Regions from separate parts of the Homo sapiens genome. Here regions 2, 3, 4 and 5 are each linked to region 1. Evidence: chromatin contacts called from ENCODE Hi-C or POLR2A ChIA-PET data. All regions are on one chromosome and are shown on one strand. The core of a region is the stretch at or near the end of the contact, and the rest is flanking DNA. Distances in the headings are between cores, read along the strand shown. Region 1 holds the start of NFAT5 (nuclear factor of activated T cells 5). Region 2 holds the start of COG4 (component of oligomeric golgi complex 4). Region 3 holds the start of ST3GAL2 (ST3 beta-galactoside alpha-2,3-sialyltransferase 2). Region 4 overlaps ST3GAL2 (ST3 beta-galactoside alpha-2,3-sialyltransferase 2). Region 5 overlaps CDH1 (cadherin 1).

The links. Hi-C counts contacts between places; a loop is a spot of excess contacts on that map. ChIA-PET counts read pairs that join two places held with the same protein, here RNA polymerase II (POLR2A). Pooled maps may share reads with other maps.
Region 2: a map of OCI-LY7 shows a loop between it and region 1 (6-fold over the local background). The contact joins the promoter of COG4 here to the promoter of NFAT5 in region 1. A Hi-C loop is called at or near these places in 1 of 168 maps with a recorded cell type or tissue (OCI-LY7) and 7 of 50 pooled maps. POLR2A ChIA-PET finds 5 or more read pairs at or near these places in 2 of 52 experiments (GM12878 and activated B cell).
Region 3: a loop to region 1 is called in a map of GM12878, with 4 times the contacts of the local background. The contact joins the promoter of ST3GAL2 here to the promoter of NFAT5 in region 1. A Hi-C loop is called at or near these places in 1 of 168 maps with a recorded cell type or tissue (GM12878), 2 of 37 single-sample maps with no recorded cell type and 8 of 50 pooled maps. POLR2A ChIA-PET finds 5 or more read pairs at or near these places in 1 of 52 experiments (activated CD4-positive, alpha-beta T cell).
Region 4: a loop to region 1 is called in a map of CD8-positive, alpha-beta T cell, with 15 times the contacts of the local background. The contact joins the enhancer-like site here to the promoter of NFAT5 in region 1. A Hi-C loop is called at or near these places in 1 of 168 maps with a recorded cell type or tissue (CD8-positive, alpha-beta T cell), 1 of 37 single-sample maps with no recorded cell type and 4 of 50 pooled maps.
Region 5: a loop to region 1 is called in a pooled map, with 16 times the contacts of the local background. The contact joins the enhancer-like site here to the promoter of NFAT5 in region 1. A Hi-C loop is called at or near these places in 2 of 37 single-sample maps with no recorded cell type and 7 of 50 pooled maps. POLR2A ChIA-PET finds 5 or more read pairs at or near these places in 1 of 52 experiments (activated CD4-positive, alpha-beta T cell).

What each region holds. Positions count from the first base shown.
Region 1 is chr16:69,564,424-69,567,607 of GRCh38, forward strand. NFAT5 (nuclear factor of activated T cells 5) reads left to right here and starts at 1,543. Exons shown (of 15, transcript NM_138713.4): 1 at 1,543-1,951. The coding sequence starts at 1,879. MIR1538 (microRNA 1538) reads right to left here and starts at 1,445; the gene lies at 1,385-1,445. RefSeq lists enhancers at 1-507, 1-49 and silencers at 1,169-1,548, 1,268-1,444, 1,739-2,008, 2,029-2,338.
Region 2 is chr16:70,522,023-70,525,206 of GRCh38, forward strand. COG4 (component of oligomeric golgi complex 4) reads right to left here and starts at 1,532. Exons shown (of 19, transcript NM_015386.3): 1 at 1,351-1,532. The coding sequence starts at 1,521. SF3B3 (splicing factor 3b subunit 3) reads left to right here and starts at 1,794. Exons shown (of 26, transcript NM_012426.5): 1 at 1,794-1,906. RefSeq lists enhancers at 1,165-1,304, 2,338-3,075.
Region 3 is chr16:70,437,435-70,440,618 of GRCh38, forward strand. It overlaps ST3GAL2 (ST3 beta-galactoside alpha-2,3-sialyltransferase 2), which reads right to left and starts at 1,666. Exons shown (of 7, transcript NM_006927.4): 1 at 1,515-1,666. RefSeq lists silencers at 1,338-1,537, 1,638-1,817.
Region 4 is chr16:70,378,474-70,381,657 of GRCh38, forward strand. ST3GAL2 (ST3 beta-galactoside alpha-2,3-sialyltransferase 2) reads right to left here. Exons shown (of 7, transcript NM_006927.4): 7 at 1-3,184. Among named protein-coding and RNA genes, the nearest start is that of DDX19A, 33 kb to the left of the region's middle. RefSeq lists enhancers at 2,789-2,958, 2,989-3,048. Within about 2 kb of position 1,623, at least 39 of the 41 ENCODE cell types and tissues checked have a DNase peak (open chromatin) inside an H3K27ac peak, as active enhancers do; they include CD8-positive, alpha-beta T cell, where a contact is called at or near this core.
Region 5 is chr16:68,755,171-68,758,354 of GRCh38, forward strand. The region is part of intron 2 of CDH1 (cadherin 1); the gene reads left to right. Among named protein-coding and RNA genes, the nearest start is that of CDH1, 19 kb to the left of the region's middle. RefSeq lists enhancers at 1,357-1,501, 1,495-1,594, 2,086-2,230, 2,275-2,324 and cis regulatory regions at 1,429, 2,158. Within about 2 kb of position 1,726, at least 16 of the 41 ENCODE cell types and tissues checked have a DNase peak (open chromatin) inside an H3K27ac peak, as active enhancers do.

The sequences.
Region 1 (3,184 bases), core at 293-2,792:
CGACACCATACAGCAGAGATGGCAATTTGAGGGCAGTTTCTTGTTCTGCTTTGCCATCTTGGGGTGGCTCTGAAAAGCTTTCTGAACCTCCGACAAAAGAAAAATGTTCACAGGATTGATTACTACACACAATTCAGTGAAGACAACTGGGCAACCTGAATCAAATGTTGAGATGAAAGATAGGTGAGCTCTGATGACACACGTTTAAATTCTAGGTCTACAGGTAAAACTTTGTAAAGGGCCTTGCCTCAGCGACATCTGTACTGGGCCCTCCTTTGCTGAGAGCTTCTTACCCCAACCCTAGCACTCCAAGTCCCGAGAACTGCTCAATTTCATGGGAAAAAGTCTCTATAATTATATATATATGTATATATGTGTGTATATATGTATGTATATATATGTGTGCATATATATACACATACACATATTACAACAGACTGATTTTCATGAGTTGTAACTATCCTTGTAGATAAAAAACGAAACCATTCGAATAGCTTAAAAACCATGCCCACGTGGCTACTGGCATCAATATTCCACACAAGATTAAAATTACTTCCCAAGATGCACACCCTGCACTCCAGGTAATATTTCAATAACTTGATTAAAAATTTCTCAGAAGTCTATTAGAATCAGAAAACGCTCTGCGGTGTGGGTGAGGATTTTAAATTTTTGCAACGGAAACTTTTGGCTCCACGAACAGAAAAGCAAGAGCAAAAACTCAGTTAAATGCGTTCTTCCTCCATCTTTGCCTAGTCCAAAAGGAAAAAAAAAGAAACAGAAAAAAGAAAAACTGTTTGGAAGAGTAGCGTTGAGGTTTGCTTTTTACCTGTTTTTCCTCTAGAACAGCCAGGTGGATTCACATGATCCAATTTTTTAATTGTCTTCTATGTCCCACTCCGAATAACCCGGATGCCCCAGCACAATCAGAGAGATCGTTTTTTTTAAAAAAAATTTCAGCCTCCAAAGGTAGGAGGGGAGTGTTAGGGGAGAAAGTACTTTAATTAAAAATCAATAACTCGAGGTTTTTGGGATACGGTTTGCCATTTCCTAATTAAGAAATGGGTTTGACAGTCCCTTTGTACACACTGCTATGCAAACCCCAAAGGGTTGGCGGCTGTCCGGGCGATGACACTCCGGTCCCCTGCGAGACCCCGGGCCAGCCAGGCCCGTCCGCCGCCGGCCTCTGGGGTCCGTCCCCGGCTCGCGCAGACCTCTCGCTTCTCTCGGCTCTGTCTCCTGCGCTCAGCTCTGCTCGGGGCCGGCCGCCTCAGGCTCGCCGCCACCAGGTCGTTGCAAATACCTTTTCCCTCCCCGGGGCCCCAGCGCGCGGCCACCTCCCAGCCTCCCCCCCTCCCACCCTGGCAGCGGGGCCCTTTCCCGGCTCAGGAACAGCAGCAGCCCGGGCCGCGCCGGCAGGAAGCGAGGCCCATGTTGCTGCTGTTCCCTGGCGCGCCTCCCCGCCCTCCGGGGGCCGCCACGGCTCTTCCGCGCTCCCGGGCACCCCCCTCCGCGCCTGCGCTGTGCCCCACGGGGGCGGGGCTCAGATTCCTGTCAGCGGCGGCGGCGGTGGCGGCGACCGTCAGTTTTCGCTGAGGAGAAACACGAAACGGACCCTTTGGCTCTCCCCCTTCCCCTTCCCCGTCCTGAACCCCTCTCCTGGTCACCGAGAATCAGTCCCCGTGGAGTTCCCCCTCCACCTCGCCATCGTTTCCTCGGTCCTCGGCCCAGTGGAAGTCACTACCCTCGAGGAGGAGGCAGCGGCAGCCGCCCTCGCGTCGCCGCCCCCGGTTCGGTGCCCGCGGTCCCGGAGAGGAGGTGCCGCCGCCACCGCCGCTCCCCCCCTCCCGCTGCCCTCGGGCCGGGCTGGGTCGAGCTGCGATGCCCTCGGACTTCATCTCATTGCTCAGCGCGGACCTAGACCTGGAATCGCCCAAGTCCCTCTACTCGCGAGGTGAGTCAGGCTGTGGGGGGTGGGGCGTGGGGGCGGGGAGACAGGGAGACAGGGAGACAGGGCCAGGGGAGGCGAGGGGTCCCCGTCCCGCCGGGGGCGGCTGAGCCGCGACCCCCATGGCTTCTTTGGCCGGAGCGGGCAGAGGCCGAAGGGATCGGGGTGACGGTGGAGGGGGCGGGCGGAGCAGTGGCGGCCCCTCCCCCGCGGAGCCGCCGGCCGCTCGGGGCCCAGATTCCGTCGGCCCCCGGGGCTCTGCGGCACCGGTCGCTTCTAGCCGCTCTCAGCCCGTCCGGCCCCGCCAGGCTCCGCGAGCCGCCGGCCCCGGCCTCCCGGGCTCGGGGATGGCCCCAGACTGGGCCCCGCGCTGGGGCCACCGCGATCGGGGCGCCGCGTCTTCTCTTACCGGGACCCTCCTCCCCAGCAAAGTTGCCCCCAAGCGGGCGGCGTGGCCTGGAGCCGGTTCTGAGTGCAGGGTCACCATTTTCCTCCCTTTCCAGCTTGTTTTTGCGCCGTCGTTCCACCCCCTCTCCCTCCGGCCTAGTCCACTCCCTCCCCATGTTGGGACAGCCCCCCTCGACCAGGCGTTCTTCCTTTCCTCGTCATCTTCTTGCTGGAAAGGGCCCGATGGAAAGGGCCCGAATTTTCTTTTCTTTTTTTTTCTCTTCCCACCTCCGTGGCATTCTAATTACTTCTCCCTTCTCCTTTACAAAGATGGGGGTGCCCTCTCTGGATTGGTTTTATTCCTCTCCTCTCCCAGGAGGACCAGCCCAGGCACAGACGCTGTCCTTTGAGAATTTTCTCTGCTTTTCCGTTCAAGGGCTGGTTGCAGGGAGGGAGCTCAGGCAGAGACTTTTCATTTAAGAACTCTTTTGGCTAAGGCCTGCAGGGGATTCCCAGCATCTGAAATATTAGCACTGGAGCTGATCCCTACTCAGGTGAAATTCCTTTACTGGACACCACAAGAATGTGTCAGAACAGGTTCCCTGTGCAAGGGGCTTCAAAACCAAAATATTCCCACTGCGCTCTTTACGCTTTTTAAACCACCGGGAGGGGGCAAAAGACATAACTGGGTTGTTAACTATTCATTTCACCGTGTAAAAAAAAATGTAGGTGTTTCTTCTGCTTTTGGTTTGATGTATCCATCCATTTGCTTATTCCACCCCCTCCAAAAAAGGGACTTCACCTTCCTACTAGTGTATCTAAATTGTTTAAGTGAATCAGAGTGAGATGGTT
Region 2 (3,184 bases), core at 282-2,781, 960 kb after region 1:
ATTTTGCTCTTGTTGCCCAGGCTAGAGTGTAATGGCGCTATCTTGGTTCACTGCAACCTCCGCCTCCCAGGTTCAAGCAATTCTCCTGCCTCAGCCTCCCGAGTAGCTGGGATTACAGGCATGCGTCACCACACCCGGCTAGTTTTGTATTTTTAGTAGTGATGGTTTTCACCATTTTGGTCATGCTGGTCTCGAACTCCTGACTCAGGTGATCCTCCCGTCTTGGCCTCCCAAAGTGCTGGGATGGCAGGCGTGAGCCACCGCGCCCCGCAAGATACTAAATTTTAAAACACATCTTGCTGAGGCCAGACAAAAAAAGCCCCACACACTAAACTAGCCAGGCACGGTGGTGTGCGCCTCTGGTTTCATCCATTCTGATTGCAGCACAACAGCACTCCAGCCTGCGCAACAGAGAGCGGCCCTGTTTCTAAAAATAACAAAACAAAACAAAAAACACCACACACATCTTGCTGAAAAACGTATCAGAAACTGCTAGAGTTAGTGCAAGTTTATACTTGAAAATACTCAAAGATATCAACGATCACCTCTCCCTCAGGCTGAAACTGCCTTTTGTGCTCAACTTTGCTAGAAGTTTGGTCTGGGAAACAGCTGACAAGCTTAGAGCTTAGATCTCTTTTGACTAGCAAGGAACCCAACTGACATTCGAAAGTGAATTGACAGCATCGAGTTGCCACTGAAAATTAAAGGAGGCAGGAAATAGAACGTTATGAACTGAAAGGAATTGGAGAATAGTCCACACCCCTCATTTGATAAAATATCAAGGGTACCAGAGATGAAGTGACTTGTCCAAGATTAGAGAATTGTGTCTGAGTCTTAAAAGCTAAACCTCTACAAAGATGTGCATTTGACCAAAACGCTAAAATCACACCCCCAAATCACTCCCCACAAGAGGAAGTCTTAAAACGCTTCAAGAAGTTAATCTGCAAAGGCTTCCCTCTTAAATAACAGGATGAGAGCGTTTCATAATTTGTAAATTAAGCCAATGCAAAAGGGCGCTTATTATTTTGAGAACCAAGCAATTTGGCAAATACTCTCAGACTAACTTTACTCCCGTGGAGAAACTGGTGATCATGGATCAGGGAAATCAACGGGGGTCTAGGGAGGAGAGGCTGCAGATCGCCCAGGTATCAGGGAAGACAAGCTCGGCGCGTCCGACAGCGTGAAAAGAGTTGACAGGACTACTCATATACCCGACTAGCTTCCGCTTCTTTGTTTTCCCGCTTTTTTGTATCCCCCAGCAAGGAGAGTTTCCCACAGCCCGGATTTCCCGACTGAAGGCTCCCACTCTCCCTAGATCCTCCATGAAAAAGAAGAGGCTCGACCCCGCACCTCCTCGCCGCAGAGCCGTTCGTATACAGCCTCCAGCTCCTGCAGCTCTGTCAGGGAGCGAATGAGCTCAGCGGAGATTTCGGAGCAGCGGCCACCTCCCACCCCCTCAGACGGCTGCTGCACCCCTGACAGCTTCGGAGGCGAATCAAGGTCCGCCATCTTGGTCCCCATTCGGCACTTCCGGTCCCGCGAGGCCCCCTCTTCGTTGGCGCCTATTTGGGGCTGCCCACAGAAGTGCCCAATGAACTCTAATGGTTTTTTTTTTTTAAAGTCTACTTCTAAAAACGTATTAATTTTCTATTCTCCTGGAAAAAGCAAAGCAATAAAGCATGTTTAAATAATTTGTAATGCCGTGTGGAAGCAAGACGGAAGCATTTTTTAAAAATTATATATATTCTTCAGGCGCGGATTGGGTGCCTTTTTCCGCCGCGCGCCACCAGAATGTCCCTGTCTTGAGGTCTAATGGCGGACGCCAGTATGTTGGAGTTGGTGGTGGCTTAAGTTTTGAAGGGAGGTAGCATCCGTTGGATATCCACACCATCCTTCTCGCTGCAGGGTAAAAAAACAGCCTGGAGACTTCCCCGGGCCCGGGGAGGCGGAGACCGGCCATATGGAAGGGGGACCCGAGACTTTGGCGGGGGTCACGGGCAGTCTAGGCCCGAGAGGCTGGGGACCAGGAGGAGGTACCGAGGGATGGTTGAGGCGCCAAAACGGCTTCCTGCAGTTATCTCTCGCTTCCATCCACAGTGTGGGAACATATTCTATCTCAAAATAGGGCTCGTGGAGATTGCTTTTAACTTCTGGGGACTCTGAGACGGGGGAGGTGTGACAAGCAGCGGGAGGCATGGATGTCTCCCTCTGGGTAGAGTAAATGGTACACCGAGGGGAAGATAGAAAGATGGAGCGTGTTAAAAGCGTAAATAACGGAAACAGTCTTTAGAGCCAAGACTCCGGTTTGAATTTGTATTTTGGTAGTTGGGCAACTTGTCTCCTCCTCTGAACCTCTATTTTCTCGTTTGCGTAATGGAGGACAGAGTTTAAATGCGATGATGTTTCCTTGGAGGATGGAGAAGATGCAGTGAGCAATCATACAAGCTTTTTGTAATAATGGTAAACAGACGTGGGGGAAGTTTTTTTTGTTTTGTTTTGTTTTGTTTTTGTGACGGAGTCACAGTCTGTCGCCCAGACTGGAGAGCAGTGGCGCGATCTCGGCTCACTGCCATCTCTGCCTCCCGGGTTCCAGCGATTCTCTTACCTCAGCCTCCCGAGTAGACTAGCTGGGATTACGGGCGCGTGCCACCACGCCCGGCTAATTTTTCTTTTTTTGAGACGGTGTCTCGCTTTGTCGCCCAGGCTGGAGTGCAGTGGCGCGATCTCTGCTCACTGCAAGCTCCGCTTTCCGGGTTCACGCCATTCTCCTGCCTCAGCCTCACGAGTAGCTGGAACTACAGGCGCCCGCCACCGCGCCCAGCTAATTTTTTGTATTTTTAGTAGAGACGGGGTTTCACTGTGTTAGCCAGGATGGTCTCGATCTCCTGACCTTGATCCACCCGCCTTGGCCTCCCAAAGTGTTGGGATTACAGGTGTGAGACACCGCGCCCGGCCCAGACGTGGGGGAAGTTTTAAAGCTTACCAAATTTATCTGGTATGTATTTTTTGTTTGTTTGTTTTGTTTTTGAGACGAAGTCTCGCTGTCGCCCAGGCTGGAGCGCAGCGGCTTGATCTCGGCTTACTGCAGCCTCCTCCTCCTTGGTTCTAGCTATTCTCACGCCTCAGCTTCCCGAGTAGCTGAGATTAAAGGCGTGTGCCACCGCGCCCGGCTAGTTTTTGCATT
Region 3 (3,184 bases), core at 416-2,915, 870 kb after region 1:
TTCCTCCACCCAACCCACTGGGAAACTGGGGATTGGGGTAGAATGGATGACTATCCCCCTCTGCCCCCCCCGCAAAAAAAAAAAAATCTGAAGAGGACAAAACAAAAAACCTGAATAATACAGGCAAATCTGTGCCACCTCTCTGAGCCCTCGTTCCCTCTAAATCCTGAGTCCCACGACTAAACTTGAGATCACCGCCCACATACTCTGTGCCTTCCTCCACAGAGAGATCAGGGCAGCCAGCAGGCATCCCTCCCTGAAAGGGCAACCCCTCCAAAGTTAGCAGCAGAAGCAAGATGAAGCTTAGGGGTGTGGTCTCCCAGACTCCTCTTATGCCACCATCTCTCTAAAAACCAGCGATACCTTCCACCTGAGAAGGGCTTCAGAGCCCACCAGGCAAGGAAGGGGTGGCCAACCAGCTTCCAAACATCCGTCCCAAAGACGAGGCGGGAGTGTGTTACTGGCCAGAGGTCCCAGAGTGCCCTGTACTCCCCCGGAGGCTTTGACTGAAAAGAGGCCCCAGGTCCCTGCCTGCCCCCAGCACCTCTCTAGCCCCTTTCTCCAACACCACCTTTGACTCAATCCTCCGCTCCTTTACGCAGCTGTAAAGCAAGAGGGAAGATGGGAGACGGGAGATGGATGCAGTTGGCAAAAGATAAATCGAAAGGCTAACTTGAGCAAGCAAGCAATTGGTGCTGACTCCTCTACAGGCAGAGGGAACCCGGAGTGGGTTATGCGAAGGAGGGAAGGCCAACAGGAGCGGCAGGAAGCTAAGGGGAGACTCAAGTGAGCTCAGCCCAGAGCTGTAGCAGGGGGTGGGAAGTTTGGTCCAGTCACAGGGGAATGACTGGGGGTAAGAAATGACTTCCATTCCAAGGCAGAGAAGGAACAGGAGAGAGGAGAGACGAGGTTCAGACCAGCCTCCACGGGACTGGCGCTTTGGCCAAGTTTCTGGCTTCAGCCGTGCCTCAGTTTCCCCAAAGTAGGAAGGTCGAGCCGTGAGAACTGGGCCACTGAGGATGGTTAGGGGGCAGTGCCAGGTAGGGGAAAGATCACAGGGGAGAGAGGAAAGAGGAGCTGATGGGGCAGACAGGCTCTGGCCAAGAGTGGGGCCGGGGTCTCCCAGGTGGAGCAGAGGCCGGGAGACCCAGGGTTAGCGGTACGAACTAGGGAGTGGACTGGAAGTCGGGACCAGGGCAGAGAGCTCTTCCGAGGGCTGGGGCTGGGGCTGGGGTTGGGGTTGGGGGCTGCCGGCAAAGGAGCGGAGCGGGAGCCCTGGGAGGCTGGGAGCGGCTGGACGTGCAAAGCAGAAGGCGGGGATCCGGAATGAGGCCAACGCGCGCGGACCCCCGCCCACACGAGGGAGCCCGGCGCCCCGACCCGGGGGAAGTTGCCGGGCTGGAACGGGCCGGTCTGGGCCGCTGGGCCGCGCCAGCTGCCCGCGCAGGGGAGGTCTGGGCAGCCGGGGGCCCGGGGCGCTCTGCATCCCGCCCGCCCTCATCCCACCCGCGCACCTCAGTCAGCGCCCGGCGCCGCGCGGGCCATGCTCGCCGCTCCGGCCGCCGCCGCCGCCCGCGCAGAAAGCCGTCGCCGCCGCCGCCGCCGCCGCCGCCGTCGTCCGGACCCGTTAGCTCGCAGCTCTCTCGTCCGCCCGCCGTGGGCTAGTCCCGCCCTTGCCTGGCCCAACCCTCCCCGAGCGCCGCCGCCGCCGCCGCCTCAGCCCGGCCCCTCCCCCCACCCCTGCCCGGCTTGAAGGGAAGGGTGGGGGACAGGGGCGACTGCCCCCACCCCATTCACATCCTCCCCGTCTCTCCCTCCCTCCGCCCCCCGCACGCGCGCCGGCATGCTGGGATATGGAGTCCAGCGGGCGCTGGGTCGCTAGGGGCGCCCCGCATCCAGGACTACATCTCCCAGAAGACAGCGCGCGCATCCCAGGGATTGTGGGCTTTGTAGTTTCGCTAGGGCTCAGGGGGTCCGCCGTGCAGGAGGGGAGACGGAGGGGGATGGGAAGTCTTCATTCTCAGAAGGCCGGGCTCCAGCGGCTGGAGCAGACGGCCCCGAGCCGGGTTGGATACGTGGGTTCCTAGGGAGGTGCACACTAGCCGAGGACGCCTCTCAGATGCTGCTGTGGCCAGCTGCTGACGAGCCCGGCCGGAGGGCACTGTTCCCACTCGCGCTCTCAAAGAGCCGCGACCTGAGGCCAGCTTGGCTTCACGCCCGGGCTCTGAAAGCCCGAGCTGCGGTGGGGCCGCTGCGCCCTGGCCTGAGGGGAGAGAGACCCCATCAGCGGTGCGAGCGGGGGTTTGGCCTCGCTGGACTTTGTGTTCCCCACCTAGGAAAAGAGGAAAAGGGGGCAGAGTGTCTATTGGTTCCTCATCCACCGGGGCATCTCCCCCTTGCAGGCTCTCTCTTAGATGCCCGTAGCTTCCTGCTGTTGAGGGTAAAGTGAATGCATTTTAAATATTTGCCATGTCTTTTATTAGCCCATCCTTTCCCTAACTTCCGCACCTATTTCAAAACCTTTATGAAACTCCAGGTAGACTGCAGTTTCGCCCTCCAACAGGCTGAAGTGAGGCTGAAGTGGTTCTGAATTTTTGGTGTGTATGGGATCCTCTTGGCCAGCTTGTTTAAACGCAGATTGCTGCCCCCACCCTCAGCTTCTGGTTCTTTTAGCTCTAGGGCAGGCCCCAGAATTGGCATTGCTACCCCGTCTCCAGGTGTTGCTCATGCTGCCGGTTACTACCTTGATAACCTGATAACCTCTGCTGTTGGTGTTTGCTGCTAACACACCGGTATCCTCTTTCAAGGATGGCCCTTGTGTGGGATAATTAATAATGGCCCTGAAGAGCCAAACCCGGAAAGGCAGGGTCCCAGTCTAGTCCCCTTTAGCACAGGAACGCTCTTTGTTTTTGCTCAAGGTCTCACTGTCGCCCAGGCTGGAGTGCAGTGATGTCATCACGACCCCAGCACTTTGGGAGGCTGAGGCAGGTGGATCACATGAGGCCAGGAGTTAAGACCAGCCTGACCAACATGGCAAAACCCTGTCTCTACCAAAAATGCAAAAATTAGCTGGGTGTGGTAGTGCGTGCCTGTAATCCCAGCTACTTGGGAGGCTGAGGCACGAGAATTGCTTGAATCTGGGAGTTGGAGGTTACAGTGAGCTGAGATCATGCCATTGCACTCC
Region 4 (3,184 bases), core at 373-2,872, 810 kb after region 1:
GCGGGGAGATCACGAGGTCAGGAGATGGAGACCATCCTGGCTAACAGTGAAACCCCGTCTCTACTAAAAATACAAAAAAACTGCCGGGCATCGTGGCGGTCACCTGTAGTCTCAGCTACTCGGGAGACTGAGGCAGGAGAATGGCGTGAACCCGGGAGGCGGAGCTTGCAATGAGCCGAGATCCCACCACTGCACTCCAGCCTGGGCGAGAGTGAGAATCAGTCTCAAAAAAAAAAAATCGGCCAGGCACACTGGCTCACGCCTGTAATCCCAGCACTTTGGGAGGCCGAGGCGGGCAGATCACCTGAGGTCTGGAGTTCAAGACTAGCCTGACCAACATGGAGAAAACCCGTCTCTACTAAAAATATAAAATTATCCGGGAGTGGTGGTGCATGCCTGTAATCCCAGCTACTCCCTACTCTCCTGAGGCAGAAGAATCGCTTGAACCCAGGAGGTGGAGGTTGGGATGAGCCGACATCGGGCCATTGCACTCCAGCCTGGGTAACAGAACAAGACTCTGTCTCAATAAATAAATAAATTAAATAAATAAAAATGCGGGTTGCCTGTGGCATGGTGGAAATTGGGCTGTGGAGGCAGGGCTGTGCCAGAGGGGAAAACCTGACTTAGATGCACTTCCCTGAGAGGTGGGGACAGCCCAGCCTGTGGCCACCCAAATGTATCGGAGCCTGATGGATACCTGGAGACATCATGTTGACAGAGGCCAAAGTGGTTACAGGACAGCCACTGCGAGGAGCTGCTACCAGGAATCCTCTCCAATGAACTCCTCTCCTGGAGGAAACTCAAGAGGCGACAACGAGCTGATTTTTAACCAAAATGCTTGTACCCGCTCAGATTTCAGTGTCTTGGAGCGCAGAGTCCAGGAATGAGGTGCCTCCTGTATAGGTGGGGGAGGGTATCTGGGAGTCATCTCGCCCCTCCCATATCCCCCAACGTTCTCAGCCATTATCAGTCACAGCTATCCTACCAGACCCGCCTTCTTCCATCATGCCCATTTCAGAACAATGAAGGACTAGACAGTTTTTTGTTCCTTTTAATTCAGAAAGGGAAGGAAATAAAAAAGTGTGTTTAAATTACTATTGCAGAAAATCTGGCTGGATGCTGGGACCTACCTCTTCCAGGATGGGGATTCATGATTTAATTTTTTTGAGACAGGGTCTTGCTCTGTCGCCCAGGCTGGAGTGCAGTGGCACAATCTCGGCTCACTGCAACCTTCGCCTCCTCGGTTCAAGGGATTCTCCTGCCTCAGCCTTCCAAGTAGCTGGGATTACAGGTGCGCACCACTGCGCCTGGCTAATTTTTGTATTTTTTTTTTTTTTTGGTAGAGACGAGGTTTCACCATATTGGCCAGGCTGGTCTCGAACTCCTGACCTTAAGTATTAAGTAATCCGCCCGCCTTGGCCTCCCAAAGTGCTGGGATGACAGGTGTGAGCCACCGTACCTGGCGGGATTCATGATTTAAAGCAAAAGAAAAAAAAGAAATAAATTATTCTGCTCAATACTGTTTGGCATAATTGCATTGCTTTTCATCAACACTCAAAACAGCCTCTTCAGGAAGCACTGAGATGGGAGTGGCAAGACTGGCTGAGGCCTAGCTCTCTAAAACGGTGGGGGAGGGGGGAGCGCCCTGAGAGAGGCATTCTACTAACCCCACCCCAATCACCCCTATTTTTACTCTTTCTACTTTCGGAATTGGAAAGAACGACACTCGAGCTAGGTTCCAATATATTAACTTTCAGGGGCCCACTGCCCATCCCAACCCTCCCCTAACAAAGTCCCCTGCCGGTCCCTGTTCCCTCAGCCAGCTGCAGGAACCTACCAACGGCCAGGAAGCTGCCTGGTGGTGTCAACTAAGAAAAGGGGGAGCATCTGCGCCGTCACTGTTGGGGAGGGGGCTCTATTAGTGGTTTGAGAGCTTCACAGAAGCCTTCCCCCTCCTAAACCTCCCCAGCTTCGAAGGGGGAGAATTCCACCAGCAGCCCCGTCAGGGACCTAAGCTGGGTTCAGCCATGCAAGCAGCTTCCAGGTGGAACCCCGGCCGCGAGCTTCCCAGCCCTTCTAGAGCGGGAGATGGAGAGCAGGGTGGAGGCAGGCGGCTTGCGGCGCGCAAGTCTCCTCTTCCCCGGCCGGCTCCCGGCTGCGAGCTCTGCCAGCTCAGAATTTGCAAAGAATCTGCGGTTTGGCCACCCACGGCAGCTTCAGCTTAACCAAAGAATGAGCCCCAGGCAAAGTTACCCCCAGGCAAGAGGCGATGGGTGGAGGAGGAGGTACATGCAGCGGGCAGCCGGGCCCATAGCCAGCCTCCTTCCGCCGTGCAGCCCCCTCCCCAGGGGCCAGAGCCGGCCGAAGACTGGGGGTAGGGACGGAGTCGGGGGACGGGATTTTTTTCCAGAGCAACAGGTAGGCTGGTGAGGAGGCCTCCGGCCCAGGGAGAGGCGCTGAGAAGGCTGCGGGTGAACGGGAGGGTCGAGGGCACACGTGAGTGACAGCACCTTGCACTGAAGGGGACAGGGCTTCCTCGAGCTCTGCCCTGTCCCCTCCACCTGTCCGGAGTTCGGCCCGGGAGCACCCCACCCCGCAGAGGGCGCCACTCCCGGCTTCCTGGAGACGCAGGAAGCCCTGGGGGCGCAGCCATCCCACAGCGCGGCCGAGGTGGGACTGGGGGTCCCGCAGCGACCGCTTTTCTTTGGTGGGTCTGCACGCACCTATCCGGGCAGGCGGGGAAAGGGGCCGGGCGGCCACCTATCTCCTGAGGCCCGCAAAGACCGCCCGCTCTCCTCCAGGTCTGGCCAGCTACTAAGACGATCCTCCGCCCGAGGCTGACGGAAGTGCTTCGCCGAGGCCCGCGCCATGCTCTCCTCCTCAGAAAGCGTGAAAGAAAACCCTAACCCAAAGCATGAGGGAGTGGGGATTGAGCGGCCGCTGGCCCGCCCCCGAAGGCCATTGATTGGAGGAGACTGGACACAGCGCCGGAAGTTTTCCTTGAGTCACATGATTGGCTGGGAGAAACAGAAGCTCCGCCCGACCGCAGCGCAGATTGGTGCCAGGCCCGGCCGGTCCCCCAGTCTCGTGATTGGCGGGGCACAGCAGACGCCCCTGGGCTGCAGCATGATTGGTCGCGGGTTGCTGGTCCTGGGTCCCGGGCCGGAGCCCCGGTGCCCGATAG
Region 5 (3,184 bases), core at 476-2,975, 810 kb before region 1:
GGAGCTGGGGTGAGAGGATCACTTGAGCCTGGGAGGTTGAAGCTGCCTGGGAGGTTTAGCCATGATCGTACCACTGCATTCCAGCCTGGGTGACAGGGCAAGACTCTGTCTCAAAAAAAAAAAAAAAAAAAAAATAGAATTGGACTGTATCTTGAGGGGACTGGACTTCTACATTCAAGTCTATATTCATGTCATTGAAAAAGACTGTTCTCTAGTCAGGCATTTTTCTTTTAATTTTTAAATTTTTTGTTAAAATAAATAGAGAGGGTCTTGTTACGTTGCCCAGGCTAGTCTCGAACTCCTGAGCTTAAGCAATACCCCCGCCTTGGCCTCCCAAAGTGCTAGGATTACAGGTCTGAGCCACCATGCCCGGCCAGGCCAGGCATTTTCTAGAGAAGGAATCCTGAGGGCTCATTTTCACATCTCCTTCATTTTTTATTTATTTATCTTTCTCTTTTGACCTGCCACTTTAGGAACATCTCCTTTAAAGGGTATCAGATTCAAACCAGGAAATAATGCTCATTCCAAGCCACTCCCCACCCCTCAGCATGTTGCCCAAGAGGAATATTGCTCCAGCAGAGTTTTCTAAATTTTTTTTTTTTTTTTTTTTGAGACAGAGTCTTGCTCTTGTTGCCCAGGCTAGAGTGCAGTGGCCTGATCTCGGCTCATTGCAACCTCTGCCTCCCGGGTTCAAGCGATTCTCCCACCTCAGCCTCCGGTGTAGCTGGGATTACAGGCATGTGCCACCACACCTGGCTACTTTTTGTATTTTTCGTAGAGACGGGGTTTCACCATGTTGGCCAGGCTGGTCTCCAACTCCTGACCTTAGGTGATAAGCCCTCCTCGGCCTCCCAAAGTGCTGGGATTACAGGCATGAATGAGCCACTGTGCCTAGCCGAGTTTTCTAAAGATTCTTCCTGCAGAGGGATGATATTTTCTAAACAGGCATCATTTAGGGCATATTTTTTTTTTTTTTTTGTGCATGTATACGAGTGTTCCTAGGACCTGGTACTTACTTTGGAATCTCACCTTCAGTACGAGGCTTCCTCCCCAACAAATTCTTCACCACAACTATGTGGGAGTGTTTGAAAAAGGGAACAAGATGACCAACTTGTTGGTGGGGAGAGTTGTGGCTTTCCTATTGGAAAACATCATCCCTTGAATAAGCAGTGAGGCAAACACCTGGGCACTTACTTTATGAACAGGTGGGGTGGGGCCCTGAGTCACCGACATTGAGAGGCCTCTCCTGGTAAGGTTTTTCAATATCAGGTTGAATCAGCGGTGACATCACCCTCTATAGTGACAGGTACTCTAGGTGCCGGCTCTTACTCATAAGTCCCAGGAGATACTAGCCCTAGATCTCGTCTCTGTTAGCTTCGTGCTAAAAGGTTTTGGAGAAATAACAGCTGCTTGGTGACGTTCATGTGGCTGGTTTCATTACCACCTAACTCCCAGGCTTGTAATCATGACTAAATTTTCTGGAGAAAATAGAATTTGTGGTTGTATTTCTTGTAACTTTTGCCTTCTTGTCTCAAGTCTGCATTTAAAAAGAGGCCGGGTGCGGTAGCTCATGCCTGTAATCCAGCACTTCGGGAGGCCAAAGTGGGAGGATTGCTTGAGCCCAGAAGTTGGAGACCAGATTGGGCAACAAAGGGAAACCCTGTCTCTACATACAAAAACAATTACCCAGGCATGGTGGCGTGTGCCTGTGATCCCAGCTTCATGGGAGGCTGAGGCAGGTAGATCCCTTGAGTCCAGGAGGTTAAGGCTGCAGTGAGCTGCGTTTTGCACCACTGCACTCCAGCTTGGGTGACAGAGCGAGACGCTCTCTCAAAAACAAAAAACAAAACAAAACAAAGCCCTCTTCTACTCCTTGAGGTTTTTGGATGTTTCAGAGCTGTATTTTGAGTCTCTGATTTTTGTTTTGTTTTGTTTTGAGACAGAGTCTTGCTCTGTCACCCAGGCTGGAGCGCAGTGTTGGAGTCTCAGCTCACTGCAACCTCCACCTCCCAGGTTCAAGCTATTCTCCTTCCTCAGCCTCCCGAGTAGCTGGGATTATAGGCCAGCGCCACCATGCCCGGCTAATTTTTGTATTTTTAGTAGAGACAGGGTTTCACCATGTTGGCCAGGCTGGTCCTGACCTCAAGTGATCCGCCCACCTTGGCCTCCCAAAGTGCTGGGATTACAGGTGTGAGCCATGGCAACCAGCTGAGTTTTTGATTTTGAAACTTCCTGTAAGTTGTACTTATTTTTCTTTGGGCTTTGTAATTTGGTTATGATTTTTCATTCTTCTTTCTGCTAATCCTCTCACTTCCACCATGGGAGTGTTTAAATACCTGGGAAGCTGTTGAACCTAGGAAACCACATTTTACTTGCCAGATGTGAGGTTTCATTTCTGGTTTTGACAGAGATTTGACTCTTCAGCATTTATTTCTCTTTTAGCCTATGAGCTTCTCTTAGAGAAGATGAACTGGGAGGGTGGAATGCAGCAGGATTGCCTGGATTCCAATCCCAACTGGACCCTTACTTTTCCTGTGATTTTGGGCAAGTTTCTTTCTCTTTCTTTCTTTCTCTCTCTCTTTTTCTTTCTCTCTCTCTCCTTCCTTCCTTCCTTCCTTCCTTTCTTTCTTTCTTTTTTTTGAGACAGGGCCTTTTTCTGTCACCCAGGCTGGAGTGGAGTGGTACAATTTTGGCTCACTGCAACCTCTGCCTCCTGGGCTCAAGTCATCCCCATCCTCCCACCTCAGCCTCCCAAGTAGCTGGGACTACAGGTGCATGCCACCACTCCAGGCTAATCTTTTTTTTTTTTTTTTTTGTATTTTTTGTAGAGACGAGGTTTTGCCATGTTGCCCAGGCTGGTTTTGAACTCCTGAGCTCAAGCCATCTGCCCGCCTCAGCCTCCCAAAGTGCTGGGATTACGGATGTGAGTTGCTGCACTGGCCTGCAAGTTTCTTTCTTTTTTTTCAAATTTTTTTGTGTCCCTCCCCTCTATCCCAACCCCACCCCATTTTGCCTAGGGTAGGCTTCTTTTTATTTCTTTTTTTTTTTTTTTTTTTTTTTTTTTGAGAGAGAGAGAGAGAGAGAGACCCAAATGGGAATTCCCTAGGGCCAGTTTCTTAATCTTTCTGTGCCTCAGTCCCCTCACCTGTACAAAGGGGATAAACATAGCCCCTACCACAAAGGA